Linked DNA regions of Homo sapiens: region 2 is linked to region 1. Evidence: chromatin loops called from intact Hi-C (ENCODE). Cell type or tissue: GM12878. All regions are shown on one strand. Each heading gives the region's core, and the rest is flanking DNA. Links, peaks and the distances in the headings are about the cores only.

What was found. A loop is a pair of places that touch in the nucleus more often than their neighbours do. Peaks named below come from ENCODE experiments on the same cell type or tissue, not always from the same donor. Only the 100,000 strongest peaks of a DNase experiment are listed, where the experiment ranks them.
Region 2: a loop joins it to region 1, with 4 times the contacts of the local background. A loop is called at or near these places in 2 of 110 quality-filtered maps.

The regions. Positions count from the first base shown.
Region 1 is chr7:86,734,538-86,751,287 of GRCh38, reverse strand. All of the region lies in intron 1 of GRM3 (glutamate metabotropic receptor 3), which reads right to left. Among named protein-coding and RNA genes, the nearest start is that of GRM3-AS1, 61 kb to the left of the region's middle. In GM12878, for the core only: no CTCF peak of the experiment used is centred there; no DNase peak of the experiment used is centred there; H3K27me3 peaks cover 147 bases.
Region 2 is chr7:86,781,615-86,798,364 of GRCh38, reverse strand. GRM3 (glutamate metabotropic receptor 3) reads right to left here. Exons shown (of 6, transcript NM_000840.3): 3 at 11,249-12,104. GRM3-AS1 (GRM3 antisense RNA 1) reads left to right here. Exons shown (of 4, transcript XR_007060408.1): 2 at 11,301-12,095; 3 at 13,708-16,750. Among named protein-coding and RNA genes, the nearest start is that of GRM3-AS1, 13 kb to the left of the region's middle. RefSeq lists an enhancer at 12,372-12,431. In GM12878, for the core only: no CTCF peak of the experiment used is centred there; DNase peaks (open chromatin) are centred at 9,231 and 12,524; H3K4me3 peaks cover 293 bases; H3K27ac peaks cover 625 bases.

The DNA.
Region 1 (16,750 bases), core at 5,619-13,618:
AGGGCCACAGCCTCCTCCTTCATTGCCGTAATTGGTTGCTTCTACCATGAAGGTTGGGATAGATTACCATTTCCAACTGGATGGGCAAACTGCATGGCAGAGCTTAAGAGCTTCGGATTACTACTGCTCTTTCCAGATGCAGTTAACCTTTGAATGTGGCTGTCTTGCCCACGGTGATACCTGATGCCATTTCAGACAATGGGGAAATTGATGACAGCAGAGATCAACTCACTGGTCTAAGATTAAAATATCAATAGGTGGCAGTCATAAGAATATATTTCATATATCCACTTCTATTATTTTCCTTATGCCCTATATTTCTAGTTACAGTGGACTCTCATATTTAAAATGTTCACACAAATTGTATTGAAAGTTGGTTTAAATTATCCTCCCTATCCTGACCTTTTAGGTATACATTCTTTTCTCTGTACTCAAGCTTTCGCCAAGTCCTAGTTGCTGTTTTGCTCACAGTAGCTCCAAGTTTGGCTTTCTTTTCTCTGTTGCTATTTTTAGATAACATCAATCTTTTATTGATCTTTGTTTCTGATTGTTGCAACCTTCTTCCATTCAGATTTCACACACTTTTTTTTTTTAATCTACTTTAGTCTATTTAAGATATTGCTCTAAACTTGTATTCTTCACCTGTGGTCACTTGAACGATGCAAATATCTCTTGTCACTCTAAATTTCATCTTAGCAGCACCAGTTTCAATGATTTTATCCATTCACTTCTTTTCTCTTTTACGGCCCAATTTCTTTAGTGGCTAGGAAACACTAAGATAACTCCTCATGCTTTTTCTTTTCATTCCTAACACAGCATATGTTTCCAAGTCTGGGCAAGCTAATTCAGTTACTTAGCCCATAGAACTAGTAAAGCCTACATCATTTGATTTGTCCAAGTTGCATTATTCTAGACAAAACTGGTGTTACATATTTGGTCATAGTCTGTATTACACAAGCATGCTATTGGTCACAAAGTAAACTGTAGTGCAAGATACTTGGAAAGCTTTGTGTAAATTAGTTAGCGTAGCTAAACTTGTGAGCTGCAGCAATTCTGTGTAGATTAGCATAATCTTTCTTTTTGATATATAATGCATTGCCAGGCATATATTAGGTGTGCAATAAATATTTGTTGACTAAATTAATGAATATATATTTTCTCCTTTTATCACTTTACGACAAACCTCAGCTTTCTTTTTCACTAGTTTCTTCATTCTTGAATGGGAAAAGTAACCAATTTTTTTTGAACTTGTATGCAAGTTGCTTTACATATGCTCATTTACTCTTTCCAAGATTTCTGCTATAAATAGATGAGTAAAACTAGCTTAGGGGCAAACTTAAGTGCTACTTGCTCAGGACTCCTCAGTCACTGAGTAGTGGAATAGAATTATCTGATTCCCAGTTTTTGACTGGGGATAACTCCTTTTATAACTCCCATCTGTTGAGAATTGTGTCCTAATGTCTCAGAGGACTCTGAAAAGCAGTAAGGAAGATGTGACAATCTAGGCACCTCCAGCAGCTTGTTTGTCTATCTGGTGCTTCTCTTTCCTAGAACATATTTGTGTTGGCTTAACTTAAATTCCTACATTATTATTGCCTCAAAAATACTTTTTTCTGAAGTCTATACATGCTTCATTTCAGTTTCAGGAGAACTTTTCTTCTAGGTCACGACACTTAGAAATGATCCTGCCTAGAGAGGGGACCTTTGTACATGAATTTGTTTCCACATCTGGCATCCATTAGCCTTCTCATCAAGGCCGTGTTTGGTGCTGATTCTATCCACTGTCCAGATGTTTCTTTTACTTGTGGCTTAGCACAGGACATTTACACTTTGCCGTTTAGCATACATATGGGGTAATAACCTTGGGGAATTTCAAAAGCCCTGAACTGCAATTCCTGCGAAATGTAGCCAAAATTATCTCAGTAGTGTAGATGCTGAACTACCCAAGCATCCTTCTCACAGCCTACAAGTAACCCATTTCACCACGGGAGGGCTGCCACTTTATAGGACCTGTGGTGGGGCACACAAGATGTCACCCAAAGGATGGTGTTTCACATGACACCCAGAGGAAAGCTGAAGATCAGGGGAAAAGCAGATTTTGTTTAAAAGCTATTTTTATTAGCTAGAAAAACTATGCCAGTAGTAAGAATTAGAAAATAAGCCCTGATTTTTTACATGTGAAATATCACCTTATATGTTATTTTAAGCTGTACAAAGAATGAGCACAAAAGTTTCTTTCAATATTACTAATGTTGCCTCAACTTTGCATAAAATATCTAACTAAGGTGTTAGCATCTGGGTGTGTTTTGAATGATCTTTGGGTATTGATTTAAACAAATTCTTCTTCAGCACTTACTCTGGACCTCTGTCTTGGAATTCACTATTATTAACTGCGGAGGATTAACATATGGAATGTCAAGAACAATGACACTATCTTCGACATGGGTAAGCCAAAAGGAGAAGATAAGTATTCTTTTGAGGACTTTGAGTTAATTTCATGACCATCAGTGAACAACAGGACAGTAGCCCTATTCTATGAAAAATTTCACAGTATACCTTTTAATGTAATAGTCCCACTGCTCCATTCTCTAAATAGCCACTCTCCCCTGCACTGTAACTAAATTTTTGTTTTTAAAATATGAGTATTTATAGATTATAAAATGTTTTAGTAAGAAAGCCTCCGGTATCATCCAGGCTGACCCTTGATCTTCTTAATTTTCTTACGAAATATCGGAGTCCCTGGGGAAGGGGATTATTCAGGTATTTCTATTTTAGGGTCTTGCCTAAAATGTATTTAAAAGCTCTTCCCCTGAATGAAATCTAGTCTGCATGTGGTGCCTCTTTGGGAACATCTGTGGATGTAACATATTGTGCTTGGTTCTTCCAATATATATTTTTCTTCTAGTCAGAGACTTGTTACTTGCCTCCAAATGACTTCGAATTCCTGCAGCCGTTTTCCTTTCATTAGACAATATTCTTACTTCCTGAGGGGGATGGTTAGTTAAATAAAGAGTCAAGGGTACTAGTGTGGATGAGCCAAAACAAAAAATATATATATTCCATTGTTTAATAACAGGGATTGATGGTCAGCTGTAGGAAACATAAAGTGTATGCTCTGAGAACAATGGTGAAAAGGTGAAAGATTAAAACAAAAGCAAAAAGCGAAATAATAGGTATATCCACAGGCTGTCTCCTGCCAGGTGAAGGGAAAAAAAGAATGTTTCCTTGTGAAAGGGAACAACTTCAGTCTACTAAGCTTTTAAAAAAAGAAGAAGTTAACCACAGGGAGACAGGAGGAACAACAGTGGAGAGAACTGAACTACAGAATACTAACTGTTCCCTGCGCAAACGTTAGCTCCAGGCTGTGCTGTTTAGTGGGGTGTGAAATCACAATTAACAGAGCAAGGGTTCTGTAAGTGAGCCGAAGCTGCTTCAAATTACATCCTGCTATTAGCTGCTTTTAGAACAACCACATTGAACAACTCCATGTTTATTGGACTGTGTTATGTTCTTGAAGAAATCATTAATAAAAACAGCTGATTATAGTTACATTTACTCTGTTGGTATTTTAGATCTTAACCATTTTGGATGTTTACCAGTGTAAGGATGCAGAAGCAGGAAATGGATTCAGTCAAATAGGCAACCAGAACTGATGGTGCCAAGGTATCCCAATTGAGTCTTCCCAAGGTCTTTATTGATCTGTTTGTGTACTTCTGGTGAAGATTATAACTGGACCCTGTTGAATGTATTTTAGGCAGAAGCTTAGAGACAATATAAAACCTATAAAGAGAACAAAGGCTTTGATTTATGTATAAGATTAAAGATATTAAATATCACCATTGCCCATGTAACAACCTTTTTATAAAATAAAATGAGCTTATAGAAAATATGGCTTAAAATGTAAAGTATAAATCTCATCAATTTTCTCTGAAAATAATGGCTTTGAAATCCCTTTTACCCTGAAGGTATTAGAAAGTCTATTATCATTTCTGTTTTGATACATGTTAGTGAGGGTTTAGAAACTGTAATGAAGAGAAAATTTTACAGATAAAACATGCTTTGTTGAGTATACTGAAACATAGTAAAGCTGATGTGTCAGCTAACTTCGCTGCATGGCTCAAGGCTTCTCTGCTTAAATTTTTCTCAGGCTAATTAAATGTATAATGGGATCATGGACACTTACATATGGAAGGGAACTTATAAAATGTCTCTTCCAACTCCTATGAGTGCTTAGAGCAGTGAATAGCCTTGTCTACATCTTTAAGTGACTTGATTACCAGGACCAGAGCCAGGACTAGAGCTAAGTTTATGATTCCCAAATCCTCTTTGAACATGTTGTCCATACTGAAAGGTGTCAATCATCTTTGCTACACATGATCTGCAAAATCAGAGTTGACTTTCAAATCTGAAGCCAGTATGAGGCCCTTGGCTTCTTCTACTTTTTATCAGGCCATAGTGGCATTTGCCAACCCTATTATTCAAAAAAGCTGATTCCAAATGGGCTGCTGTACCCAAGAATCACTAAAAATACCACTGCATCTCTGTCCAATATTTCTTTTGAGTGAAGTGATATATAAGCCCCGTGAAATCAGCTTTCTTGAATTTTGGCATTAGCAATGCATCGGGCTAGGAATTTATGCAATTTTAAAAGGTGAGACAGAGGTGATGAAGCCCATGGCTGGATTCTGCTGAGCTATGTGGACTTTGAATGTCCCTGAGCTTTAGTTTTTTGATTTGTAGAATAAAGGTGTTGAGCTGAATGATCCCTAAGGCATCCTCTAACTTGCACATTTTTTTTTTCATTCTAAGTTCAGTATTGACAAATATTTCTGGAATTCTAGCAGTCTATCCACTTAAGTTCAAAACACTCCTGTCTCCTCTTAAATGCAGCACAGAATTCTATTGAAGTGATTATATATATATATATATATATATATATATATATAATACATGACTGACCCTCTATTAGTCATATATTGAGTTTTGTTTCTCAGTGGTATGGATATATTTGACCTATCCTGCCATTCTTTCTGACTTTTCCATTACCCATCCTCCCTGCCTCCACTTAAGAACAGAACATCAACAAAGTACTCACAAAATAAAGATTATAGAGCCAGATGAGGAAAACATTAGAAAAATCTACTTAGGAAGTTAATACTATTGAAAGATATTTAATGCTTGATGCCTACCTGAAAGAAGCTTTGTATCTTTGACAAAGTTGGATAAAAAGGAAGGGAGGAGAAAAGGGGAAACAAAATACTTATCAAGAACCTATTTTTTTCCTAGGCATGGGATTAGACACATCTGTTTAGTTTTAATTCTTTTCTCTCCATCATTAACTCATTAAAACAAATATTAATCTGTACACTTACATGCCAGACACTCAAGATACAGAGGTGAATGAGACTACATCTGTCTTTGTCCTCAGTGAGCTCGTTTAATCAGGTAGATACTTTATCTTCAACTTTAGACAAAAGAAATTCCCATGGTTTTGTAAATCTTTAGATTTCTTTTAGAAACTCTGGAGATGTGGCCCTTCTTTTAAAAATTTCTCCTAGCCATGAATGACAGAAAAATTAGGCATGTATACATTTTACTATAATGATAATATAGCATAATCCACCTAAAATTTTTCCACTCCAAAAGCCCAAAGCCCAATTTCCTATTCTCCTAAGCTCTTCATGAGAAGCTCTGCAGGAAGTCATTCACATTATGTTGTAATTGGAGGCTTAGTGAGACTATGTGGCTTCTCCAAGGTCAGAGAGTGAGGTGGCCTTGAGCCCTGAATCCAAGCTGTCTGAAGGTGACCGGGGAAGATTTCTACTTATATTGTTTTCATCTTCCCAGATGTTTAAGTAAGATTTTTTGGTGACCATGTTTCTAGATTTGGAGGGTGGTATTCTAAATCTGAGCCTTCCTTTTCCAAGGTGGGCTATGCTAAGATGATAGAGGCTGCTATCTTTATCCTTTGGCCAATGTCACATTCCACTCAGCAGCATGGCCATGAATAATTAGATAAAGCATACCTCCCACTGCCCTCAGGGGTTTCTGGCACATGTGCCAAGTCAAACAGGCTTTATCTCAGTCAAGCATTGCCTGCCCCTCTGCTGTGGCCAAACGCCCAGACATTTTGCTGCTGTTTAACAAAGCCAACTGGAAAAGAAAATGACCCACATGCCAGCTCTGGAGTTATGAGATGGAAGGGAAATTTCCGTAAGGTAACATATGTAAATGTGAAAGCCCAACTTTGTTCCACATCATAAATCAGCCATTTATCACACTAGATCATGAAATGCCAAGACAACTAAGGTACCTAGATTTGACTACAGCAAGGGGGACCAGCATGGGTTGTTGGCTAGGAGTCGAAGAGCCTGGGTGTGAGGAACAAAGGAAAGCCCATGTCTGCTTCTGATGGTGCCTTTCTACATATTTCCAGGAGTGCTTTTCATGTATCTTTTGTAAGGCAGGCATATCATATTCCATGCGGTAGAGAATCTATCTCAGCACTGGTTTTAGCCACCATGCTGGACTTCCTGTAAGTTTCTTAACACTATTTTTGTATATTCAGCTCCTTATTCACCTGTTCATGCATCAGAATGCTGACAGACTGCCCGGCATATATAGTAGGAGTTTATTCTTACCTGAGATGGTGGTGCTCACCCACACTAACCTCACATTGTAGATATGGCAGCAAAAGGTTTTAAGCGTCCCTGACACCCTAGGGGCGACCCATGACATGTGGCCTGTTGGGGAATCTTTGCTACTCCTGCCTTGGAACCTCATGCTCCTGTGGATAGTATTTCCTCTTGGTGGGGCCTAGTCTTGGAAAGTTCTTCATGCTCTCCACTATAGAGTAGAATCTGTAAGATAGCCCTCTGCAATTATTTTAAGGGGCCCAGAATATTTGGGAAAGATAGTAATATGACATCTTTCCCAAATATTCTGGACCCCTTAAGATAATTGCGGAGGGCTGTATCCCAAAAACTTATGAGGGCAAGTGTTTCTAGCACTGCCTGTCTGCTGCACACTCTTTCATGTAAAGCTTCCACATTCTCTAATAGTCTTACTTATACTTATACTCTGTCATAAGTATCCTCCCAGAGGGGAGTGTGAGTTATGCTGATGGTCAGGCACAAGAGAGCAATGCCCAGACCTGGGTGTGGGATGCTTCGTATAGTGGATTCATAAGGAGAGGAGCTAGATTAGAGAGGTAACATTGCCCATTTGCTTTAGGGTCTTGAACAGCTCTTGGCATCTCTGTTTTCTTATCTGTAAGATGATGCTAATAATACCTACCCCAGAATGTCATTTGTGAACCTAGTTGAGATAATGCTTGTGAATGTGCTTTGTAAAGGATATAAAACCTTTCAGTGTAGTATCTTATTATCATAGTCTCACACAGCTCTCTTCTTGAGGAATTACATATGGAAGTGGTTTGAGTCAGACTTGAAGTTAATGCATTAGTGTATACATGATAGATTTGGAGGAGGGGCTGAACACTCTTTTCTAGCCCACAGAGATCTTGCTCTCCAGCCATTCACTAGGTTTGCAATCCTACTCTTCTTTATACCAACAGGCCCTTGTTGTAATGTAAATTCCTCTGACAAGTATAATATCAGAAACTTTTTTATTTCAATCAATACAGGACACTCTAGAATCTAAGAGGTATGAAAACCTATATTGTCAATCTCACAATTTTCCCCTGGTCACAGGGATGGCTTTGGGTTAGGGTTTCAGATTAAATCTCAGAATAAGGACAATATATGCAGCTGCAAGGGAGAAGAAATATAAACCTTGGACCCTTATAGATAAATGTTTTAAAATAGAAAGGGAAGAAGGAAGGGCCATAAAATCTCCATAAATTTTTCCCACTTTATTGAGGTTTTCTTTCAGTTCTTCAGAGACTATGTTTATTGTGCTGTTTAGGTATGTTTCTGTGTGTGGCTGGGGGAGGATATTTTGTGATATCATGGGATATAGCTACCAACATTCCAATTTCTCCCAAAAAGTCCTTATTGCAAGTTTAAATCAGAGAGTATTATCTGAATCTTAACTGTTGCTTCCATTCTCCATACCTGATATTGAAACCTATATATTGAGAGATTACTATATTATTTGTATTTTCACATAAAACATGCTATATAGTTTTCATCTTCAAAGAGATACGATCATGTAATATAACATAGTGAGAAGAGTGCTTGCTTTGTAATCAGATAGACTTGGGTTTTAATAATAGCTTTATGAATCAGATGATATTTGACTTTGAGGAAGTTATTTAATACTTATGAGCTTCGGTCTCCACATCTGTAAAGTGAGAATAATAATATGAATCTCCTATTGCTCTTGTGATGCTTAAATAAAATAATGAACTAAAAACCCAAGTCACATATAGTAAATACCTCGAAGCGCTTTCATTATCCTCGTTCTAAAATTTATAACTATAGAAAATGTGAAAATGTCACAGAGGAGAATTAGAGCTCAGTGCTGTAGGCCTGTGAAGTACTTTCCCTAAAGTGCTTTGCAAAGGTCACCTTTAATCACAATATACTTCTTATTGGGATATGATTCAATAAGAATTTTTGCTAAGAAAAATCTTTACTTGAAACCATTCAATGGCTCAATTTCCTACCTAAATATATCTAAACTCTTCCACCCGACTTTCAGGTTCCTTTATAATCTTGTAAACTGTACCAATCCAGCCCAATTTCTTACTGTCTCCTTTATCCTTCCTCTTACATCTTCTATTTTATTCCTTGGTATGGCAGATTGTATTTTCCAGAAATATTTCTCATTCCACATGCTCTTTCAGGACCTTTTCACTCTGTCTTCAAGAGAAGTGGTTGTACATCTTAAATATATGTAATTTTAAATTGTCAACTATACCTCAATAAAGCAGTTAAAAAAGAGATAGAGTATATTTTCCTACCCCTTGAACTTGGACAGGACTTTTGATTTCCTCATGAATAGAAGGAAGTAGAAGTGCCAGCTGAATGTGAACTAGTGACCCCAGGTTGTCAAAAGCAGCGAGGCTTCCTGATCCTGCTGCTTCTTTCTAAAGATGTTCACCTTTGGAACCAAAATGCCTTGAAGAAACTAAGCAACCATATAGAGAGGCACATGCACTAGCCAGCAGCACTAGCTGAGGTTCCATCAGACATCCAGCATCAATCACTAAACATGCTAGTGAACAAGCCTTTAGATGATTCCAGCCACCAGTCTTGAGCTGCCCCAGATGATGATGAGTGGGCTAGAGATGAGTTGTCTCCACCAAGCCCTGCCTGAATAGCAGCTTCATGAGAAAATTAATGTATCATTTTAAGCCATTAAATTTTGGTGTGGTATGTTACTAAGCAATAAATAACTGGAACAACTGAGAAGTACTACTTTCCATTTATATTTAAAGTTTTTTAAGGCTAAAAACCATATATTCTCTGCTCTTTATGTAAATAAAATATCAATGCTAGGTACAAAACATATGCAACAAAAATGGTCCTTAGCAATCATCTAATCCAGCAATTTGCAAACTATTCCAGAGCTGGATATTTTGAAAATAGATATGTTGGGCCCTATTTCTTGAGATTCTTATTAAAAGTTCTGGGGTGGTGTCCAAGAATTTTGGAAACATCTGATAAGTTTAATCTTTCAAACTTAAAGATGCAGAGATAGGCACAGAGGCAGGAATTAACTTGTTTTGGGTAGCAAATTAGTGAGCTGAAACTGGCACTCAGCTCTTCAGTAGCTCACACCAGTTCATCATCTAAAACACCTGTCTTTAGATAACCCAATATAGTTGACTATAAATATTAACTTCTTATACCACCTGTTCTTCAAGCTAACTCTATAGCCCATTTATCTCTGCCCCATGTGTGGAAGATCCACCTGAGAGCAATAACTTAAGAAATTAAAGTTGCCATGTGGAGGTTGCTGGGGGAGATTGCTAAGTGAAAGTGCTATATAAACTGAATGTTTTTTAGAAGCAGTTGTGGTTTTCCTGTCCGGCCCACCGCCACTGGAATACCGTGTATGTAAGTTCCCCTCTATAAACCCTATGTTTCATTCACTGGCTCCAGGTCTCTTCTTCAGCCTCTTGAACCTAGTACCATCCATATTAGAGTTAGTAGAGGTCAAACACAACATCCCAAAACGGGGACTCTATTTTTTAAAGTTAATAAAATGTCTCCATGCTTTCATAAGGTCTGGGTGGAGATGGTCCAGGAAAACATTTTAGATGGGAAAACGTGGTGGGAGAGAGATGATGGTTTTCTCTTTGCCTGACTGCCAAGGTCTATGTACACATATATATGGTTCTTCCTTCATCTGCCTGCAAAGGTTGAATTTGACATGATGCATACAGGTTGATCTGTACATCTTCAGCGGACGTGCTCCACAATGTGCTAAGTAATAGACTACCACAGGAAAAAAATGGATATGGTGAAAATTATTTCCATTACTCTGGTAGGAAGATGACAGACCAACCAACGCAGGTTTTGTATGAAATGAAGTGAGTTGGAAGTCCTTGCCAAGGGCCTCTTTCTGCTTTAGTCTTCAAGTTATCAGCTTAATTTTTGAAATGACTCGAGAATTTTTAAGAGGGTCTTGATTCACAGAAATTTTCTTTCAGCCTGTCTCTACCATAATTAGACTTTTAAATCTTTAATATTTTCTTGAGAATTTCTTATGGATTTTTAAAAATTTAGTTGGTTTTGGGTTTACATTATCCTGAAATTAGGTTTTGAATTGGCAAATAAGTTAATCTTTTTATTCTGGTTAGGCTTATTTTACATTTTCTTACTGGTAGCCAGACTTGCTCTTTGAAATGTTTCTTTTGTCAAACAGTTGTTTTTTAAATTGACTTGGTTGCCTTTTTTTTGAATCAAGGGAGTATTGCTTTGGGCTTCTTGTTATCTCATTGTTTTCTCCCCAGCCTTGACTTTTCCAGATTTTCCGGATTAAGAGAACACATATTATCCCCAGAATGCCTTACTCTAAGGACTAGATACACTTACTTCTTCCTCCTCAAAATGGAAGTTGGGCCTATGGAATAGTAATCCAATTTCATTAACTACCTCTCTTGTTAATTACTTCACAAATGGAACTTTTTTTTTCCATTTAGTAAATGTTCTCATTTACATTTGGTTTGCTGTTCTTCCTAGTTTATATTTGGTTGGTTTTTCTTCTGATTTGTAAGTTTTCTTAAGTTCAATTATTGCTTTGGGCATTTTGTTGAGCTTTGCCTTTGGTGTTAACTTAAATATATAATAGCTAATGTTTTTGAATGCTCACAATTTTAGCACGCACATCTTATTAACACAAGCACTGTTTTCTTTAATCCTTGCAATATCCCAGTGAGCTAGAGGAAATTTACATTTTAGAGATGAGGAAACTGAAGGAAAAAATGAGGATCAGTAAGTTGCTGAAGATCACAAAACTGGTAGAAAGGGCTTAATTATTTTACTCTTGAGCCTTAGATAATCTTTCTTTCCTGTCTTCTAAATGGACATTTTGCTCTGATTTTACTTCTTTTAAGTTTCCAAAAGGTGCATTCAGTTTGGCTTGTTACAATAGTTCTCAAATTTAAGCATGATTAGAATCACCTGGAAGGCTTGTTAAACTACGAATTGGTGGGCTCCACCCAGAGAGTTTCTAATTAAGGAGATTGGGGCAGTCTTTATAAATTTGCCTTTCCAGAAAGTTCCCAGCTGATGTGGATGCTGCTGGTCTGGAACAATTCTGAGAACCACTGATTTAGTTCATTCCCTTCAGGTAGAGGTAAGGCCGTTCTACGTAGGTAATTCCATCCAAAAGTAACAAGTTTTTATATATCAATCAGGCACAGAAAGACAAATGATCTTACCCATATGTGGAATCTAAAAAAGTTGAATTCACAGAAGCGAGAGTAGAAGGTTACTGGAAGGTTACTGGAAGGAGGGGGATGAAGGTTGGGAAGATGTTGGTCAAGTGCTACAAAATTTCAGTTAGGTAGAAGGAATAATTTCCAGAGGCCTGTTGTAGGCTGGGAGCGGTGGCTCATGCCTGTAGTCCCAGCACTTCAGGAGACCAAGGTGTGCAGATCACCTGAGGTCAGGAGTTTGAGACCAGCCTGACCAACATGGTGAAACCCCATCTCTACTAAAAATAGAAAACTTAGCCAGGCATAATGGCGGTGCCTGTAGTCCCAGCTACTTGGGAGACTGAGGCAGGAGAATTGCTTGAACCCAGGAGGCAGAGGTTGCAGGGAGCCAAGATGGCACCACTGCACTCCAGCCTGGGTGACAGAGTGAGTGAGATTGTCTGAAAACAAACAAAAAGAGACCTGGTGTACAACATAGTGATGATAGTTAATAACAATGTATTGTATTCTTGAATTGCGAACAAAGTAGACTTTAAGTGTTCTCACCACAAAAAACCAGGTATATAAGGTAATGGATATGTTAATTAGCTCTATCTGGTCATTTCACAATGTATATTTCAAAACTATATGTTGTGCATGATATCATTTTTTATCTATCAATTAAAAATAATTACTTGGGTTTAAACTTCAATTTCATTTTTATTATACAAGTATCTCTTTTCATCAAGTCAGTAGCAGTTAAAAACCCTTCCATTGCATCCCAGTATCTACTGTATCAGGAGAATTGATTCAGGGTAAAAATGATTTGAGCTTTGATATTCATAAAGTGTGTGATCTTTGGCATGTCATTTAACTTGCCTAAGTGTCAGTTTCCTCATTTGTAACATGAGGAAATGGCATCTGCTTCACAGGAAACTTATGAAGATTAAATAAGTTGAGTGAGATAATGTAAGAGTAGAATATGGCTTTATATTTGACTTCCAAGTGCTGTCAATATCTGGCCCTCACAATTAATTCAGCTTTGTATCTCACATCCTCCAAAGGGACTTCTGTCTCTGTCAGACTTTCTTCCTCACAATCCTGTGAATATGCCATTCTGTTCTCCTTGACTTTGTTCAAAAGCATCCATACTTTTTACTTGCTGAGCCATGTGTGAATTTGACATCTTCCAGTCTAGCTCCATTTTCTGTTCTTTCTGGGAGCAGAGGAGTTAGTCGAAGAGGGGAAATGACTGTGGATACACGGCCTATATTAAATCACTAGTTCCTGAATCACTGTTTGCTGTCCATCCCTATGGTGGCATGGAGCATCCCAAGGAAATAAATACACAGCCCCTTCCTGCCTGTCTCTCCTTGTCATTCAACCAGGGCCAGTAACTGTGCGTCCACACTGCTGCCTACAAAATGTCCCCAACAGAGTGAAACCTCTAAATCTGGGAAATGCTTTCATGTCAAATCTGGCAAAGGAACATCTAAATGGTGAGGGGAATGTGCACAATAGATTTCATATAGATCTAAGTGGGGCATGCTAAAATCATAATGAGAGTATTTATCCTTCTTGTCTGCCAGCTTATAGATTGATAGCTGGGATGTTTCATTATGAATTTGCCATTATATTTCATTCCTTTTTTTTTGCTGCTTTACAGATCATATTTATTTTGTATTATATTCTGCCCCTGCAGAGGCTATATAAATCCTTATTAATCACTAGCAAAGCTGCCCCTTGATAAATTTCCAGAGATATGTGTCCAAAATGGATGTGTGGCAAACAATAATTTTTTTCAGATGTATTTTTTGGAGGTAAACTATGGTAGACTAAAGCACGTATTGAGAAAATAGGTATTTAATGTGTTTAATAATAACCGTAACAAATTGAGTACTTCATTATGTGCCTGGTACTGTGTTACGTTTCATTCCTGCTGTCATTTACTGCTTGCAACAAATCTGAAAGGTATAATTATTCATGTTTTACAAATGCAGTAGCCAGTGTTCAGAGAGATTCAGTCAGTTCCAGAAACAGCATAGCATCGGAATATTAGACCTAGGTCAGAGCCTACTTCTGTAACCTCTTGTGTTCTTGGAAGTGAAACAAATATTAAGCCTATTTCCTCACTCATAAAATTCACTCTCAAAGTGAATTTGTGAAGGTTAACTGTGATAGTGCATGTGAAGTGCAAGCACTGGGTTTTGGCCCTTAGAAAGCACTTATTAAACATTAGCTATCACTAACAAAAGACATAGTGAGGATTCAGACCTAGGTCTTTATCTCCTATGTCCATCCCCTCAAGCTCAAGGTTTTGCTTATTTCTGTTTTCATGCTGAATTAAAATCTTACCTAGCAGCTGAGTTTGGCCATTTATAAAGCGATCATACCAATGATCATTTTTGAAGTGGAGTTGGATGTTTTTTTTTTCTTTATGGCCCCTAGGACTGGTGATGTAGGACTTCTGACACAATGGTAAAAATAAATGTATTTGTTTTTTTTGATGAGCCTGTCTGGAGAATCTCATTAGATATGGGTTAAATTTTAAGGAAACACACATCTGCAAATTTTAGTTTATGAAAGAGAGCACTATGAGCAGAGCTGTGGGAGAATGTTAGATCTTCATTAAATCTGGTTTCTCCTCTTCTTGAGTGCATGCAGTAAGATCATAGTTCCTAGCCTTCTTTACAAAGAGATGTGGCCATGTGACTGATTCTACCAGTGGGATATGAGCGGAATATGTCTCATGTAAACCTTCCCCTGGAAGGTTTCTTTGCTCTTTTTCTTTCCTGGCTGAACTGCTGACAAGCATAAGGCCTTGGAAACCACATGTGGAAGATGGCAGAGCCATAGATGGAAAGCACCTGGTCTCTTTGGATTATGCCTGAAGAATTGCTACGTTTCCCTTAAAAATACACAAGTGGCACTCCAGCCTGGGCAACAGAGCACGACTCTGTCTCAAAACCCCAAGTGGAATCTGCTTGAGCAAAACGTAACTTTCTTTTGTGTTGAGACATTATTTATTTTGGGATTTGTTTGTTACAAACCAATAGAGAAATGTTTCATGAACTTTGGCAGCTACATTAATCACATTGGCATTTAACTGAACAAGTAATTCTTGCCTTTTTCACCCACTTTGAGTTAAGGCACACCACCTGCAGGAAGAATGAACTAGCATCTGGCCCCTGAAGATCACTTTGGATCTTTTCCTCGTTTGCCTACCTGCCTTCCCATGAGGATCTTGACAACACCTTCCCCAACAATCACCATGTATCCGTTAGCTTTTCTCCCCTACACCAGCTCTCTCTGGTACCATATGAATATTTTTCTGTATATATTAGTACATTTCAGACAGAATTTGAAGCACAATTCAGCTCAGCACTTCAAAGTTGACTTCTTCAAACACAGTGGAAAAAGTCAGCTAGGAAGACCATGGGTTAGTTCTGGTCTCATTGCTTAATGACCATACAGCCTTGGGCAAGTCTATATTTCACTTGAACTCAGTTTTCTCATCTGCAAAATGTGATTAATTCCTGTGCTGCTTCTCTCTAATGCTTTGAGGATAGACATACAATTTGAGTGTTTTCAAAGAATTAGAAAGTGCTCTGCAGGGTTTTTAAACTTTATTTATATAAAGTAATAATGCGAATATTGAAGTCTTTATGGTAAAATGGTACTTAGTCCCATTATGAAAGACTTCTTTTTGTTTGTGAAAGGCAGTGTTGTGTATTAAAACAAACCTGTAGACAGCTTTATTTGATCCTTCATCCACTCGTAGTTGTATGAACTAGTAGCTCCTTGACATGGTTTTATTATTTATAAGTTTAGGACAATAATACCCACTTTACAGAGTTGTTATGAAAACCAAATGAGTGCTTATAAATGGAGCACTGAAAAATATAATTAATATATTTTAAAAACCTGCTGGTCAGATCATTCCAGTAGTTGTAACTGTTTGCATGCATATTAGCAAATATTTAACAATGGAGATAAGAGAGTAGACAAACTTAATAATGAAGAATTAGAAGTCACAGTCAATTGGTGGTTAGATAAAGCTTCTTAGAAAGTATAATGCCAACAAGTGGGATTTTTTTTTGTCTGACTTCAAAAATTTCTACTTGATTTTACAAATTCTATGTGAGGTCTAGAACAAATGTTTTGCATAGAGCATTTATTTGTACTGAGGAGTGTGGAGATCTACAGCAGGTATATCTGCTGTTAATAAGTTAGGACTGAAGGCTGAAGAAGCAGAATAACAGCAAAGAAGATCCTGTCATCATTAACCACATCTAGTCGCTCTTTCCCATTCCAGCTATTTTAAGACAATCTCTTCAAAGGCATGGTCTCTTGTGGATTAAGCTTAACTATCACATTTAAACTTTTATCCAGCTTCATATGCAAATAAAGACTATTCTCCTTGCTCCATTTATTGCCTTCCTTCCAACCATTTTAACAAAATGTGTGAGACCATTACTAATAGTAATAATAAGCCTTCACACATTTTAAATTTGAGAAAAGAGCTTTTACAATATTTACATATTTTCTATCAAGTGTAGTAGAAAAAAATTGGGGTGCGTGTATAAAAGAAAAAATTGTGACTTCATTTGACTAAGCTGGTGTATGTGATGAAGGGGGAATATAGAGGAGGATGAGGAGGGGACTATGGAAGTGGAAATGAAAATAAAAATGATAGGCCAGAGAAAGATACAGGAAAATAGGACAAGTGTAATAAGGGTTTCATCAGGTTTCTAAAATTAGCAGGGGATAGAAGTACATCTGTCTGTGTGTATGTTTGTCTGTGAAGGACATTTATATTGTCAGAGGCCTTTGCTTGGTTTGAGGCTGCATGCTGAGAGACTTCCTGTGTGACATTTATGGGAATATGAGGATATTATTCTTTACAAATAAATATTTGAA
Region 2 (16,750 bases), core at 5,041-13,040, 48 kb before region 1:
GGTTCCCATGGTCTTGGGCAGCTCCACCCCTCTGGCTTTGTAGGGTACAGCTCCCCTCCTGGCTGCTTTCATGGGCTGGGTTGAGTGTCTGCGGCTTTTCCAGGTGCACAGTGCAAGCTGTAGGTAGATCTACCATCCTCAGGTCTGGAGGATGGTGGCCCTCTTCTCACAGCTCCACTATGCAGTCCCCAGATGGGGAATCTGTGTGGGGGCTCATACTCCACTTTTTCCTTCTATACTGCCCTAGCAGAGGTTCTCCATGAAGGCTCCACCCCTGCAGCACACCTCTCCCTGGACACCCAGGTGTTTCCATACATCCTCTGAAATCCAGGCTGAGGTTCCCAAACCTCAATTATTGTCTTCTGTGCACATGCAGGCCCAACATCATGTGTAAGTCACCAAGGCTTGGGGCTTGCACCCTGTGAAGCAATGGCCTGAGCTCTACATTGGCCCCTTTTAGCCACGGCTGGGATGCAGGCACCGAGTCCTGAGACTGCACAAAGCACTGAGGCCCTGGTCCCAGCCCAGGAAATCATTTTTTATCTCCTAGGCCTTCTGAGTTGTGATGGGAGGGGATGTTGGGATGGGAGGGGATTCTGTGAAGGTCTCTGACATGTCCTGGAGATATTTTCCCAATTGTCTTAGCAATTAACATTTGACTCCTCACTCCTTATGCAGATTTATGCAGCCAGCTTGAACTTCTCTTTAGAAAATGGGTTTTTCTTTTTTATTGCATTGTCAGGCTGCAAATTTTCCAAATTTTTATGCTCTCCTCTTTTAAACATAAGTTCCAATTCCAATACATATCTTTGTGAGTACATAAAACTGAATGCCTTTAACAGCACCCAAGTCACATTTTGAACTGCTTAGAAATTTCTTCTGCCAGATACCCTAAATCATCTCTCTCAAGTTCAAAGCTCCACAAATCTCTTGGGCAGGGACAAAATGCTGCCAGTCTCTTTGCTAAAACATAACAAGAGTTGCCTTTGCTCCAGTTCCCAACAAGTTCCTCATCTCCATCTGAGACCAATTCAAGCTGGACTTCATTGTCCATATTACTATCAGCATTTTGGTCAAAACCATTCAACAAGTTTCTAGGAAGTTCCAAACTTTCCCACATTTTCCTGTCTTCTTCTGAGCCCTCCAAACTGTTCCAACCTCTGCCTGTTACCCAGTTCCAAAGTCGCTTCCACATTTTCAGGTATCTTTAGAGCAACACCCCTCTCTACTGGTACCAATTTATTGTATTAATTCATTTTCACTCGGTTAATAAAGACATACCTGAGACTGGGTAATTATAAAGAAAAAGATGTTGAATGGACTCACAATTCCACATGGCTGGGGCAGCCTCACAATCAAGGCAGAAGGCAAAGGAGGAGCAAAGGCATATCTTACATGGCAGCAGGCAAGAGAACATTCACAGGGGATCTGCCCTTTTATAAAACCTTCAGATCTCATGAGACTTATTCCCTATCATGAGAACAGCGTGGAAAAGACCTGCCCCCATGATTCAATTACCACCCATTGAGTCCCTTCCATGACATGTGAGAATTATAGAGCTATAATTTAAGATGAGATTTGGGTGGGGACACAGCCAAACCGTATCAGAGAACTACAAACCACTGCTCAAGGAAATAAGAGAGAACACAAACAAATGAAAAAACATTCCATGCTCATGGATAGGAAGAATCAGTATCGTGAAGATGGCCACACTGCCCAAAGTAATTTATAGATTCAATGCTTTTCCCACTAAATTACCATCGACATTCTTCACAGAATTAGGGAAACTACTTTAAAATTAATATGGAACCAACAGAGCCCATATAGCCAAGAGAGTCCTAAGCAAAAAAAACAAAGGTGGCAGCATGATGCTACCTGACTTCAAACTATACAACAAGGCTACTGTAACCCAAACAGCATAGTACAGGTACAAAAACAGACACATGGACCAATGGAACAGAATAGAGATCTCAGAAATAAGACCACACATCAACAATCATCTGATCTTTAAGAAACCTGACAAAAACATGCAATGGGGAAAGGAGTCCCTATTTAATAAATGGTGCTGGGAAAACTGGCTAGCCATATGCAGAAAATTAAAATAGGATCCCTTCCTTGTACCTTATACAAAAATTAACTCAAGATGGATTAAATACTTTAATGTAAACCCCAAAACTATAAAAACCCTATAAGAAAAACTAGGTAATACAATTCAGGACATAGGCATGAGCAAAGATTGTATGATTAAAACATCAAAAGCAATTGCCACAAAAGCAAAAATTGACAAATGAGATCTAATTAAACTAAAGAGATTCTGCACAGCAAAAGAGACTTCTCAACTGAACAACCAACCTACGGAACGGGAGAAAATTTTTGCAATCTGTTCATCTGACAAAGCCAGAATCTACAAGGAACTTAAACTTATTAATAAACATTATTTAAAAGTCAAGAAACAATAGATGGTGGCAAGGCTTTGGAGAAATAGGAATGCTTTTACACTATTGGTGGGAATGTAAATTAGATCAACCATTGTGGAAGACAGTGTGGCAATTCCTCAAAGACCTTGAACCAGAAATACCATTTGACCCAGCAATCTCATTACTGGGTATATATCCAAAGAAATGTAAATCATTCTGTCCATTGCAACACTATTCACTATAGCAAAGACATGGAACCAACCCAAATGCCCATCAATGACAGACTGGATAAAAATAAATGTGGTACATATACACCATGGAATACTATGCAGCCAAAAAATGGAACGAGATCATGTCCTTTGCATGGACATGAAAGCCATTGTCCTCAGCAAACTAACACAGGAACAGGAAACCAAACACCACATGTTCTCAGTTATAAGTGGAAGCTGAACAATGAGAACACACACTGGGGCCTGTCGGGGTGCAGGGGGAGGGAGAACACCAGGATCAATAGCTAATGTATGTGGGGCTTAATACCTAGATGATGCGTTGATAGGTGCAGCAAACCACCATGGCACATGTTTACCTGTGCAAGAAACCTGTATGTTCTGCACTTGTATCCTGGAACATAAAATAAAATAAAATAAAATAAAATAAAATAAAATAAAATAAAATAAAATAAAATAAAATAAAAACTAACCTAGACCAATGGCTCTTAACTTATCCTCCTATACTTCGGTTCTGTATGTGTTAACCCCACTCTAAAAGTAAAAGAGAAATAATCATCTTTTCCAAAGTGGCTGGTTAAAGTAATACATTAAACTGCCTTAATTTAAAAAAAAAACATACATTTGAGAAACTTTCGTTACTTTACTTCTTGTGTGCTAGGGAGAATGAATGGACAAGTAGTAGGTTAATATTAATGGCAATCTTAGACTATCTAATCATACTTGGTCCAGCAGCTTTGTGTGTATGAATATGATTTTGTAGTTGGTGGTTGAGATGTTATTTTGTAAATTTAAGTTATGGTCAACTCTGTGCTAGTAAAATTGTTTTTTTTTTTTTTAAAGACAAAAGAGAATGAAATCTTTGAATATTCTGGAATGTTATTACTATGACTTCAGAGGACTCTGCCACGTTAACAAATTCTAATATACTTTAGACAGTGGAATGAATCCTTTGATTATCATAGTTTGGAGTGTAGGTACAGTAGCCCCAGGAACCATGCTAGGGGTTCAGGGAAGAAACATAGACTGACTAGCTAACCTTGCCTGCTGATGTCACATAAAGTGATAAGAAGTATTGTGGACCCCTGCTAAGTGCTTTTGGTAAGAGGCAGGTGAAAATGGTGACTAGTTTTCAAGTTCTTTAGCCATCCTTCTCAATGCCTGATCCTCAGAGTATAACATCAGCATCCTTAATCTTTAGGATGTATGCTCATTGCTCAGGCATTATGAAAATTTTGCTATGTTTCTGTGAAGGCTTACTAAACTCAACTTTAGGATAGCTTCCCATACACTCATGGTCCATTGGATAACAGTATAATTGTTTGAAGTTCTTTAGAGAACATTCCTCTATTTCAGTATGTGATTGCTATCCTGGTGAGTACAGCAATCTGATAGCTTTTCTGAACCTACTGAAAATAGTTCCTTTATGTATGTTGGCTTCTCAGTGTCCTGCTCAGGATAAGTAATAGCATAAAGGTATACAGAAGTGGAAAAAACTATGTTTTTAACTCTACTATGACAAAGTTTCCAGAGATTAGAAACCTTTAGAAGACTATGTTCTTGTTGGGATAATACAAGCTATCTTGAAAGGGACATAGATAAGGTAAACTGATTTTTAAACAGGATTTTAGTTACATTTAAAAAAAAATACTTAGAATATTTTTTTCCAATCTCCAGATACCTTTGCAAGTGATATTCCTGTAAACATACCACAGTATCCAAAAAAGTCTGGAAACATCAAGGAAATAGTATTTTTACTGTAATTTTTTCTGACTAGCAAGGTGGTATGATCCATTTCTTTCATACTTCATTGGGGATCATTACTTTTTTCTGCCTCACAGGATGTATAAATGACTCATAATAAATTAAGGATTATTAAATAATAATGACAATAATAATAACAACTATAATGATAATAGTAAAAATAACAAGCAGCAGCAGCAGCAGCAGAAAGCACAAGCCTAAGTGGAAAATTAGGTTTCCTAGAGGCTCCTGTTCTCCACAGCATGACCTTAAAATGGGAATCATTTCTCAAGCCTCTAAGACACCAAAGCACAGATGCACGGTGCATAAACAAATAAGTGACCACATTAGTGGTGCCCTTTGGGGGTTTAAAATCTTATTCTTATGACCCCAGGAAGCTGACCAGAGAGAAGGGGGAAGAAAGAAGTACAGGATATTTATCTTTACATTTTGGAAATGCTTTTGATCAGCAGAGCTGGAACAAGTTTCTGTGCTTTTGTGGGAACTACAAATGTTCCAGGGGAGGAAGCAAGATCAAGAGCAGTTTGCTCTTTCAGGGACTTCAAAGCCCATTCATCTAAAGATGTGGCCATTACCATTTTGGCTTCCTCACTGTGCCTTGGATGGCCCTGTACTTTTCAAGAGGAGAGCCTTGCTGGGTTGGGGCCAGCTAAAACGTTATTCCTTGGAGTGCAGTGTCCCAGAAAATCTGCCCTTCCTGGCCTGTGCTCTGTGATTATAGTCCCAACCAGGAGTGAACCTTGTTCCTATTGGATGAATCAGACACAGAGGTGAGTAGGGTGGCAAGGCTGGACTACCCATTTTCTGCCTCTTCTCCTCTTCCAGGTGTAGAGAATTGTAAACATAAGAAGAAGGCTGGACTGTCTCCACCAGGCTCTAGGTCTCTGATCCCAGTAGTCTGTCTCTTCACTGGTAGCAAAAAAAAAAAAAAAAAAAAAAAGGCAACCAACCAATGAACTAAGCCAACCAAGCAAACAAATAAAAAAGAAAACTGTCTTAGCTTAGCTGTACATACTATTCAGTCCTGTTATGATGAGTCCATCAGTAACAGGGAATTGTCCTCTTCACATATAAGTGAAGCCCTGGGAGTAAGATTTCTTCAGGGATCCTAGATCTTTTCTGGGTGTAAGATACATAGTAATTTCCCAATCCAAACCAAAGCAGAACAAAAATCCTAGGGCAACACCCTAACATTGTAAGCCATAATAATCATGCTTTTATACTTTAGAATTGTTTTTGGTGGTTAAATGTCTGTGTAAGCTCTATGAAGCAGGGACTGCATCTGCCTTGTTTACTGTTGGGTCCTCAGGTCCCAGCATGACATCTAAACGTATCTGTGGAATGAATGACTAAATCAGGACCTTGGCATTTACTCTGTCACCTATTCATTATGTGAACTTGGATGAATTTTCTTTTGTGTCAAGTTCTCAATTTCTCCATTCTCAAACAGTTTAGCCTAACCCTAAGAATTGCAGAGAGGAATGGCATAAATGTTATTCCTGAGATAATGCCTACGTGACATTGGATGTGTCTTGGGGCACTTCTGGCAGTTATGCTTAGCAAATGGAAGCTCTTTCTTTTTTCCTTCAAATTGGGTATACTCCAGTTACCACATCACTCTGACAGTTGAGTTCATTTTTATGTGCTTCAGTAAGTGAAGATAATAATGCTGACATCCTGAATTTTCACCTCTGTCAAGTGAGAAGTAGGGGCAAGCTCATCTTTGAGGAAGGCCTTTTGTAACTCTATGATTTTATTCTATTCGACTTTCTGGAACTGGTCTCAGGATAAAAAGTGAGAAAGAATGTACTGTACTGTGAACACAATCACAGTGATATTCCATTTCTTTAGATGTTTCATAGACCTCTCGACTTCCTTTTTCTTAACTGTATTGCATAGTTTAAGCTTTCTTTTACATCATAAATTCTGAAATTTTACTCAAAGTAAGTTTGAAAATTCACATGACACCAAACATAATTCTCATTTAAATATTTACTTTAGGATTCTGGATGACATAACTCTTGCACATGGAAATAATTTTACTGAACAATTAAAAAATGATTTGAAACTTTATTTATTTTTAAATATACTAAGGTTTGGAATCCAAGGCTCAGCGTTCAAAGTTTGGGTGTTTGATGAACCACCTTTGTGTCAACTGAAAAAGTAGACCAGGAGCATTAAAGGTATCTTAAAAAGAAATAAAAAAAGGAAACATACTATAAACCTATTGATCATCTTTCATTCCTTCAATAGCATTTCATTAATATTTAGAATGGATCAGAAACTGTGGTAGATGTTTGGGATCAAATACATCAATTTCCCAGAGTCCTCGTGCACATGCAAAAGCAGCACTGGGTCAGGTGACATGAATTTCACCTCACCCCTGTTACTAACGAGCTAACAGTCCTGGCCCCTGTTACTAACCAGCTGACTGATCTTGGGCGAATCACTTTCAATTCTTGGGATTCATCTATAAAACAGTGATGGGTCTCTTCCAGCTTTAATGATATTTGGTTACATTTATCTCAAATGAAATGATAGAATATAACTAAAAGAGAGTACTTAGGTAAAAAAGCAAGCCACTCTAGAAGTCATACACTTTCCTTTCTTGACATTCATTTGTTAATGAACAAAATTTATATATTAAAATTTTTTCAAAGCAATCATATTATAAATTGATTGCTTGCTTTTATAATTTCTCATTCCTTTGGTAAACATTTACATAATGTCTGCTCTATGCCAGAAACCATGCTGAGTATTTGAGATCAGAGATGAAATATATGTACCATGCCTTGAAAGAGCCCACAAGCTAGTAATAAAGGTAGAGAAGAAAACGTAAGTTTGGGTTAACTGCTATTCAAAATCAACACTTACTGAACACCTTTTATGCTTGGGATGCATTTGTGAACAAAATTGATAATGATTTCTGTTTTTTGTGGAGCTTATATTCTAGTGTGAGGATCAAACAATAAAGACTAAATATGAAAGTAATAGATGATGTAGTATGACAGAAGGGGAAAATGTCATGGGGTGAAAAAACAAAAGGTAGAGCAGGGTACAAGGGAAATAGGGGCATCTGTAGTGGGGGTTGGGGGTAATGCATTACACTGTTAAGAATGGCCAGAGTAGGTCTCATTGAGAAGATAACATTTACATGAATATTTGAAAGAAGTAGGGAATGGATTAACCACAGAAATATCTGGGTTAGGGGCAATATAGGCAGAGAGAACTGGCAGTGGAAAAGCCCTAATGTTGGAAACAAGGGTGGCTGGAGTGAAGTGAGAAAGAAGGAGAGTAAAAGGTGAGGACAGGAGAGCAGTCAGGATAGGTAGGGGCAGAGCAGGGAGGGTGGTGTGCAGGACATTGTAAGGCTGTTGACTTTCACTATGAGTGAAACAAGGGAACTCAAGTGGTTCTGAGTAGAGGAAGGACTTTGACTTAGATTTTAAAAGGGCATCCTGGCTATCATGTAGAGAATAGATTGTGGAGGCTAGGTTGAAGTAGGTAAGAATAAATCAACTAGGAGGCTATCACAGAAATGTAGGCTAGAGATGGTGGTATGGACCAGGGTGGTAGCAGTTGAGAAGATGATAAGTCATCAGATTCTGGATCTATTTTGAAGGTAGAGCCAACAAGAGATTTTGGTGTATTGGATATAAAGTATGAAGGAAGGCAAAATCCCAGATGGATATGGGCATAAGAAGGGGCATTTATCTTAGTTTGGGAAGTATAGGAATGATTCCTAAAGGAACTATCAATTAAATTGGATCTCAAAGAGACACAGGAATCACTGAAGATGCCAGATAAGGCAGGTGGGGGTGGGGAGAGAATCTTCTAGATAAAGAAATAGCATTCACAGGAAGTATGCAGGCAAAAATAGAGGCATGCCATGTTTGGGGAACTGCAAGTAGTGCTAATGGAAGGAAGAGTGAATGTGGAGTGTACAGCAGGAGATGAGCCTAGAGACCTGGGCAGTGGTTAGCTCCTGTGCCAGGAGAGATTACTATTTGGAAGAATCTTTAGCAAGGCATAGCTCTAAAAATCTGTTTTGCAAAAGGAATATTTAAACTGGGTTAGCTTCAAACAAGATCCATGTTGACCAATGCTGGAATTAGCTAGTGGGAACACATCTGAGTACCAGGGAGTATTTTAATCTATTTTTAAATTCACAGGAGGCCTAGTTTTTTAATCCTATAATGATGAGAGCTATTGGGGAATTGGCTAAAAGTGTCCCTTGTCAGAAGAATCTTGGAGTAAATGTATTGAGTACATGCAAATAGCCAGAAGAAGACTTTTTTCAGCCTAATTGAACAGACTGTTTAGTGTCTGCTAAGTGTGTACTATTGTGCCTAGTTTATTGCCACAATATTCAAGTTAGAAAAAACAAAGATACTGTTTCAGAAAAAAAGTAAAACAAATCTGCTTTTCAATAGCTAGGAAAAAATATTCCATAGTGCATCTCAAGCTTAAAGCAGTAATAATGCATACATACTTATAATCTTTTACCTAGCTCTAAGTTAAAAATATACATATATTTAGTCATATACAGGTTACTGTAAGCTAAAATCTGCATTCTATTACTATAGTTAGTTCTTTGACTTATTTTTTAAATGTACTAGTTAGCTAACTTAGCATTTTGGTATCCTCCCTTAGTAATGTATTTTCTTGTCCAATTCTCACTGCTGAGAATATTTACCTTGTGGCTGGTCTAAATTCCCTCTCTTTTATGTAGTTTAAATCTGTTTTTCACCCTCCTACTCTCTTCAGAGATGGAGAATGACTGGTAATGTCTGTCAAATTGAGAAGGCTAAAATAGCACTTTGTGGTCAGGTTTGCACAGCCAAACTGAACGGTAGACTTGAAAAGAGTAATTGAACAAGACAGACAAAAAGAGGATACTTTTGTTTTGTTTATCCAAATAATGGGCTTGTTTCTTTACTTTTCTTTGCCTTTTAAGACCCAAGAAGTCACTGGAATGAAGGAACATGTTTTGGTTCCATAAAACACCTTGCAAAGGCTCTCTGAATTCTAAGCGTTCATTTTATTTTAGCTGTTGATGAGTGAATATATTTGTATATTTGCATACTAAAAAGTAAGAAAGGAACTAGAATAACAAAGTTAATTAATATATGTGGTGAGTAAAGATAAATAATACCCTGAAGGGTAGTCTGATGGGGAGTATGTGCTGAATTCTTATTCATCTTTAAGAATTAAGTGCATTGCAGATACCTTTTACGAATACCTGAGAGTTAATTTATTTTTAGAGTAAAGATATTCTTTTTTTACTGACTCCAAGGTCCATTCTCAATTTTTAGAGATGTCAACAGGAACTAACCTGGGATTTGAAGATGAATGCTCATTTATTACTCTTTTTATTTATTTATTTTTGTTATTGCTATATGAAATACACTCATGGGAATACAGGGCACAGAAAAAGTTTAATCTTTACCAGTTTTAGTAGTCATTCTAATGATAAGAAGTGGTATCCATCAGATTAATTGGAGGAATTACTGACATAATTGATTTTGACTACTTTCGGCCCTCTCTGGGGAAAGTAAAGAAGTTATGCAACATGCAGTGTGGTGATTTTTGTGCTTATTTTCAAGGCTGCCTTGCAGGTAAGAATTATGGAATAGAAGCCAATGGTCATGAGGCATTTTTTTCATTATTACCTGTGATTTCATAGACCACTTGACTTCTGAGTGACCACTTATAAGGGAGATGTGAGAACTGCCATTTGCGCCAATGGTAGTATGATCTGAGCATATAAACTTTCAGGTCTTGGATGATACTTCTGTGGAAGCAGACTAGACATTGTGCAGATTGGAACGATGCCTGAGTGGCATGAGAGGTATTAGTAATTCAGGTTGATGAAAGCATTTTATCACTGTAATGTTTTTGGCATCAAAATCTTTGTGCCCCAAATATTACTTAATATTTTATGATTTGGGATTAAGCTATACTACCCAGAACAAGTGCCTTAATAAGCAGATATCCCATGTACCTAAGTAGAGAATGTAGACCTAAAGATTTTGTGCTTTTTACGTAGTAATGCATTCAATGCAATACTATAGTTAGAGAAATATTTAGACTGTATTTAGAAATAAAGAGGCAGCAAAAATCACTTTTCACTTTGAATACACCTTTGTATGATGTTCACTACTGTATCAGAATGAATTCCATTAGTCTTCAACCTGCTTATAGTCAAGCTCCCAGAAAAAGAGTTTCATTTCATAACATATTTTGAGAAAATCCCCAACTATTAATAATATATAAATGTTTTGGTATAGCAGAAAAATAAACGGAATGCCTAGAAATCACTAGGGTCTGGGTATCTTTTCTGTTTTGCCCCTAATTATGCTCTGGGAGAACAGTGACTTCTCTCTCTCTCTCTCTCTCTGTCACCCACTGTGAAAGTTATGAGATTCTTTTGCTCAAGTCACCCACAAAGAAGGCTTGGAAGTTCATGTTCCCTAGAGAGGTGCCAATTCTGCTAAAGAAGATTAAGTGCCCATATCACACATGCCATAATCCTGCAGCCAACATCAACAAAGAGCTCAAATCTAGCCTGGCCCTAATCTAGGGAGCTACCACAGTGGGCTGTCAGCCCTGCCTGGGGCCCCTTTCATTGCCATGTCGTGTACCAGCCGAGATGTTCATTCAGAAATGAGTAAGAATGTTAGAGAACCATCCTATTGCATCCTGGAATATTTGGTTAACAGTTTGAACCCTTTTTATGGCTTTGAAATAATTATTTCTGAATTGGGCACAGAGGCATTTGATTCCTATTTTATTTCACTTGTTTGCATCTGAGAAGATGTTTAAAGGCTCTTGGCTTACCCGTGAAGTTGATTTTCAGCAAGTAATCCTTGTACAACTTCTTCCCATCCAGGATCTTCATAGCATCACAAAGCTTGGTAGTGTTGGGACAGAGGGTGCGCTGCATTTTGTGCAAAGCGTGGGCCATGGCATACACCGCGTTCACCACAAACATGATCTTGGACTCTTGCTCGTAGTTGCTGCTGTCGATGGCCAGGTGCTTGTCGCAGACGCGCCTGTGGTTGCGTTTGTTCTGGAGGCTGCACTGAAACTTTTGCTCCCAGAAGTCCCGGAACCAGGGGTTGCGGTGGTTGTTGTAGGGGTTGAGGCTCTGGAAGTAGCGGTCGAACTGGCGGACAGGCTGGGAGGCCAGCTCCAGGGTGATGGCGCCGTAGGCCACATGCTCGCTGCCCTTGATGATGCTCTCCTGCGCGCCCCAGCCGTCGCTGGCCACCCAGGTGAAGGAGGCATTGGCGCGGCTGGCGGCTGCAATGAGCTCCCGCGAGTCGTCGCTGCGCATGAAGAGGACCACGACGCGCGCGTTGGGCTTCTGCAACAGTTCTCGGATCACGCTGTCGTAGGACTTGCGGATGTTGGAGCGGCCCACCTTCTCCGCCGTAGCGATGCAGATGTTGCGCAGGCGGGCTTCCTGCTCGAAGGCCTCGATCCCTGTCTCCCCGTAATCACCCTCGGAGGCTACTGTGGACACGTAGGTCCAGTTGAAGAAGCGCAAGATCTCAGCCATGGCTTTGGCCTGGTAGAAGTCGGGGGGCACGGTCCTGGCAAAGTAATCATAGCGCGACTTATCACTGAGTTTGGCGCTGGTGGATGCGTAGCTGATCTGAGGGATCTGGAAGAGCCGCAGCAGGTTTGCCACCTAGGGGAGGGAGAAGAAGGACCTTTGTTAGAAACCCCGAGGTAGATGACTGGACATGAAAATGAATAATAGCATCCACACCTTTTACTGACTCCCTTTTCCCTCTACTCTAGATGGCTACATTTTTCTGTTAGTTCTTGAGATGAATACCAGATGCTTCCTTGGATACTGTATTTTGGACACTAGGAAGCAGGTCTCACACAGGTAGTGTGTGCTTCAGGAAAGGGCAGAGTAGAGAAATGAGAAGGGCACCACACTCTCTTCTATACTCTGTGCTAGACTCTAGACTAGGATAAAACCTGTCCATGGGCTCTCAGGTTTCTTTAAGTTTCTGGGGTCCTGCTATATATAGCTCAAGCAATGAACTACAGTGAATTGGCCAAACTCGGTTTTTGACTGCACTTGTATAGAAAGAGCAAGGGTGTTGTCTAATTCTCACTTCCCCCTCTTTTGCTAAAAACGGCAGTCTCTGAAAGAGTTTAATTTGGGAACTGCATGCCACATGGGCAGTCCAGATTAGACATTTATCATCTAGGTTAAGCAAAAAAAAAAAAAAAAAAAAAAAAAAAAAAAAATCAATTCTATTTAGTCCACCACCCAACATTTTAGGCATACGCTTTTCTAAACTCCTGAAAATCTTGACCAATATTTTCTTTACTTTCTTTTTCTTTTTAAAATATTTTTCTGCTTGGACTATGTGAAAAGAAATAATATAGAATTCTATTCTTACATCATTTTTGATTAAAAAAAATTAAAAGGTATTGAGGACCTTGTCAAGAACAGACCACTTACTTCCAAGTATTTAAACCTAAATCTGAATCAAATATTTAAATTTTTTATAATTGACTATCAACAATATTTATCATTTTTATTTATTGTAGAATAAAAAGGAAAGTGACACTTGTTTATTGAGGAGCATTTTATGCATACAGTATTTGAAGAGATATATATTTACAAATATCTAAACAGATTATATGCATACTGAATAATTAGCTTTTAAAAATAATTTCTCCTGTCTACCTCACGTAGGAGAGTTCTTTCTCTATACTGACTTAAGTTAAATTATGTAACATACTAAGTGGATTTTAATCAGAAATGACATTGACTATTACAGTATGCTCTGTCTACATTGGCATGAATATTAGTACTTTGAAATTTTTCCTTTTGGAAATTGTGGTTTCACGTTTATATTTGACATGTAGCAAGCACAGCTTGAAATAGGCAGCTGTTAGCAAAGAGCACAAGCAACATAAAACAACTGACATCTGAGCCCCGATTAATCATAATTTCATCTGGCAAGAGAAACCAACAGCCAAGTTCATACACAGCTACACAGCATGTTCTTGGATATCTGGCCTGCTATTAAAATCAACACTAGATATAGTCCAGAGCTATCAAAAATATCTTCTATATCTTTTCCAATCCTGCTACCTCTCAACCACAAATAAAACAGCTAGAAATCTGGGGCTTAACACACAATATAATGCAAAATTAAAACCCCAAATCTTTCTTGCATTTAGTATTCTTTAATCCAGGGGAATGGAGGTGAATGGGTGGATGAAGGGGTAAAGGCTAATATATTATTTATTTCTTCTCTTCTCAGGACTAGGAGACTCTGGACAAAATGGCCTATACTGACTTATTTAGGCATAGGAATATTGCTTCACTCAGCCTGACTGAAATGGCAGGTGTCACCAAACAGGTACTGTCATTACTTCTAGAATGAGTGCCTGGCTTCCACTGGATTTATGTACCACTATGGAAGGCTTGGTGATAGGAGCCCTGTCTATGCATAGCTTGACTTTGTTAAGAGGTTTCTGGCTAGCACTGGAGAGGCCATCTCTTCTTGATACAATGATTTTCTCATCTTCAAGTTATATTAATCAGGACCTGAACCCCTCAGGGAGACAGAGAATGAAAGGACCTAAAAAATATCTGGACATTATTTTCTGGCAGCGAAGAATCACAGTGAAACAATCCTAAACTGCTGAAATTTCCTCTCCCATAGGGGTAGGAGTAATGAGAAACTGCTCAAAAAAAAAACAAAAAAGTTCTTGTTTTTCAATGATAGGCTTCATGTCTAACTCTCCAGGATGTACGAGAATAATTTACAATGAAGGCAGGCTTTGCAAGAGAACGAACTAGCCATAGAATAACAGCAATGTGGGAAAGATTCTCTGCATTGGAAAGGGGCACAATGAGCTGTAACTTTGGGGAAGGCTGTGGGCTAGAATAAAACAGCAACTATTGCCAACATTTTAAGAATAATTTTATGTTCCTCTGTGTGTGTGTGTTTAATGAGGAGACCACAACTGACTCTAGAAAAAGGAGGCACATTTGGTGAGTTGAAACGTGAAATTGGAACATAGTAAGTATTATCTCAATTGTATCACCTATATTGAATAGCATGGGGTGATAATATAGTCAAACTTACGATATTCAGAGTTACATTAGAAACACATGTAATACAAATGAATCATGGAGTGAAGTATTGAAGTAATTTTATCACAGTGAGCTGCTCCTTTTAAAATTAGTTTCTTTAGATTAAAAGGGTTAAAATGCTTAAAAGTAAACACCATGGGAGGCAATAGATTATAAGTCTCTCTCCTTTCTCTTTCTCATCCACCTCAGCCTTATTTGTAAAGAAGAATGTTAGTTTGGTTTATTCATTTAAAAAATGTGTTTATTCTGTTGTAAAACCAAGTACCAATGTACTGGGTATGTACATACACACACACACACACACAAACATATTTTGCTCTTTTGATAGTCACAATAACTTTTTATGGTGGATATTATTATCTCTATTTTAGATATGCAAAAACAGTTCTGCTAGGTGAAGAAACTTGTTCATAGCCATATGGTTAGAATGTGTGGGTGAAATCAAGGTGTAAAACCAGGTGTTTTGACTTCAAGGACTATGGCTATCCCCTCACAGCTTCCTCTCTACCTTCTACTGTGTGACTATAAACCTGAGGCTTCAAACACAGAAAGGCATCCAGGTAGAAAGAACAAGAGGAACAGAAGCAATATTATGGTATACACCATAGACTGCCTAGTTGCTGTTAGCAGGAACTTTCCTTTTAACATAAATTTAAAACTAGGGTTGGGGAATATCCAGGTAGTTGTTAACTGGGTTCCTGTCTCATTTGTCTAAAAGCTTGGTTCTGGAATATTCTTGACTTACTTTACTGGCCATATGGTTTCTCTGAGAAAGCATAAAGAAATAAAGGAACTCCTACACTGGACATCATTTTGAATGATAAAAGAAAAATTGTTTTAGAATGGAGAAGTAATGTAAAATTTTGGAAGAAAGTTACCCAATTATGTTATTATTAGATAGAGTGGAGGAAGGAAAAACAGGATGTAGTTATATATGCTTTGGAAAAAAATACTTTAAAAGAGATATGCTTCACATAAATTAAGACTCTAAAATGGAATACAGGAGGACTATAAAAATAATTCATACAATACAGAATAGTCTCAACAAGAAAGAGAAGATGAAAACTCTAAAGAATCCACTGGGTGCTAGGCTGCATTTGGGGGATTTTGGTGTTAGAAGAACCAGCAACACAGAATGGGTGCTGTCTGTATGTATGTTGGGGGCGTCCCCATATACAACATAGAAGATTGACATAAGCCTGTAAAAATAAGGGACGCTAAAGCGCAGAATGTGAAAATGCATCAAAGTGATTTTTGTCATTGCTATTGTTTTGATTTGAAATTATGTTTCAGGAGAAGATGTGGCAGGAAGATACAGAATCATCAAATGGGAAAGTTGGTTCTATATGAATAAAAGAAAGATGCTGCTCCATCCCTCTTACTTTCTCATTCTCTCCATTGAGAATGGTTTCTAACATGGAAATGGCAGTACAAATAATATAAAAAGGTTATCACACTCAAAAGTAGGAGAGAATACAAAAAAAAAAAACCACCCCATAATCAGATGAATGGAGTTTGTCCCCAGTAATGAATTCTGGAAGAAATTGCAGATTACATTATGAAATCACTATCAATAATTCTTGAAAAACACACAATGGAGGACTCCCACAGGGTGAAAGGGACAGGGTGAAAGGGAAGGAGGAAGGACAAATTCTGGATATATAAATCAAGAAGAAATATAAATGAATAAGCATGATGTGCTTTGGTAATCTTCTAGAACAAAGTTTGCTAACAGAGAGCATGGAAACACTTAGAACTGAACGAGGAAAGTACTAGGAATCAGCATGGGTTTAATAAGAGTGAATTTTACCAGGGGGCCATCTTTTCAACATTATATAAGGAAGAGTTGCAGCCTGGAGGACCATGACTTTAATAAGTTATTGGTGACATTGCTTGGACTCTTGAGGAAAAGAGAAAGTGATAGGAGTTGGATAATACAGTTAAACGTACTCAAAGACAGCAGCTTGGAAGAAAGTCTTATATTTATTCCAAGTCTTTATATAAGTCTTATATAAAGTCTTATATTTCTATATTTATAGTGGCCAAATAAAATTACATTTGTATTAATGCCATTGAAAAAAGCATAAATAAGCAATAAGATCTTTACATTGTAGAGATAGAAGAAACTGTGAAGATGATCTAAACCTTTTGTTTTATAGGTGAGAAAACAATCTCACAGGGTGAAGTGACTTTTCAAAATTTAG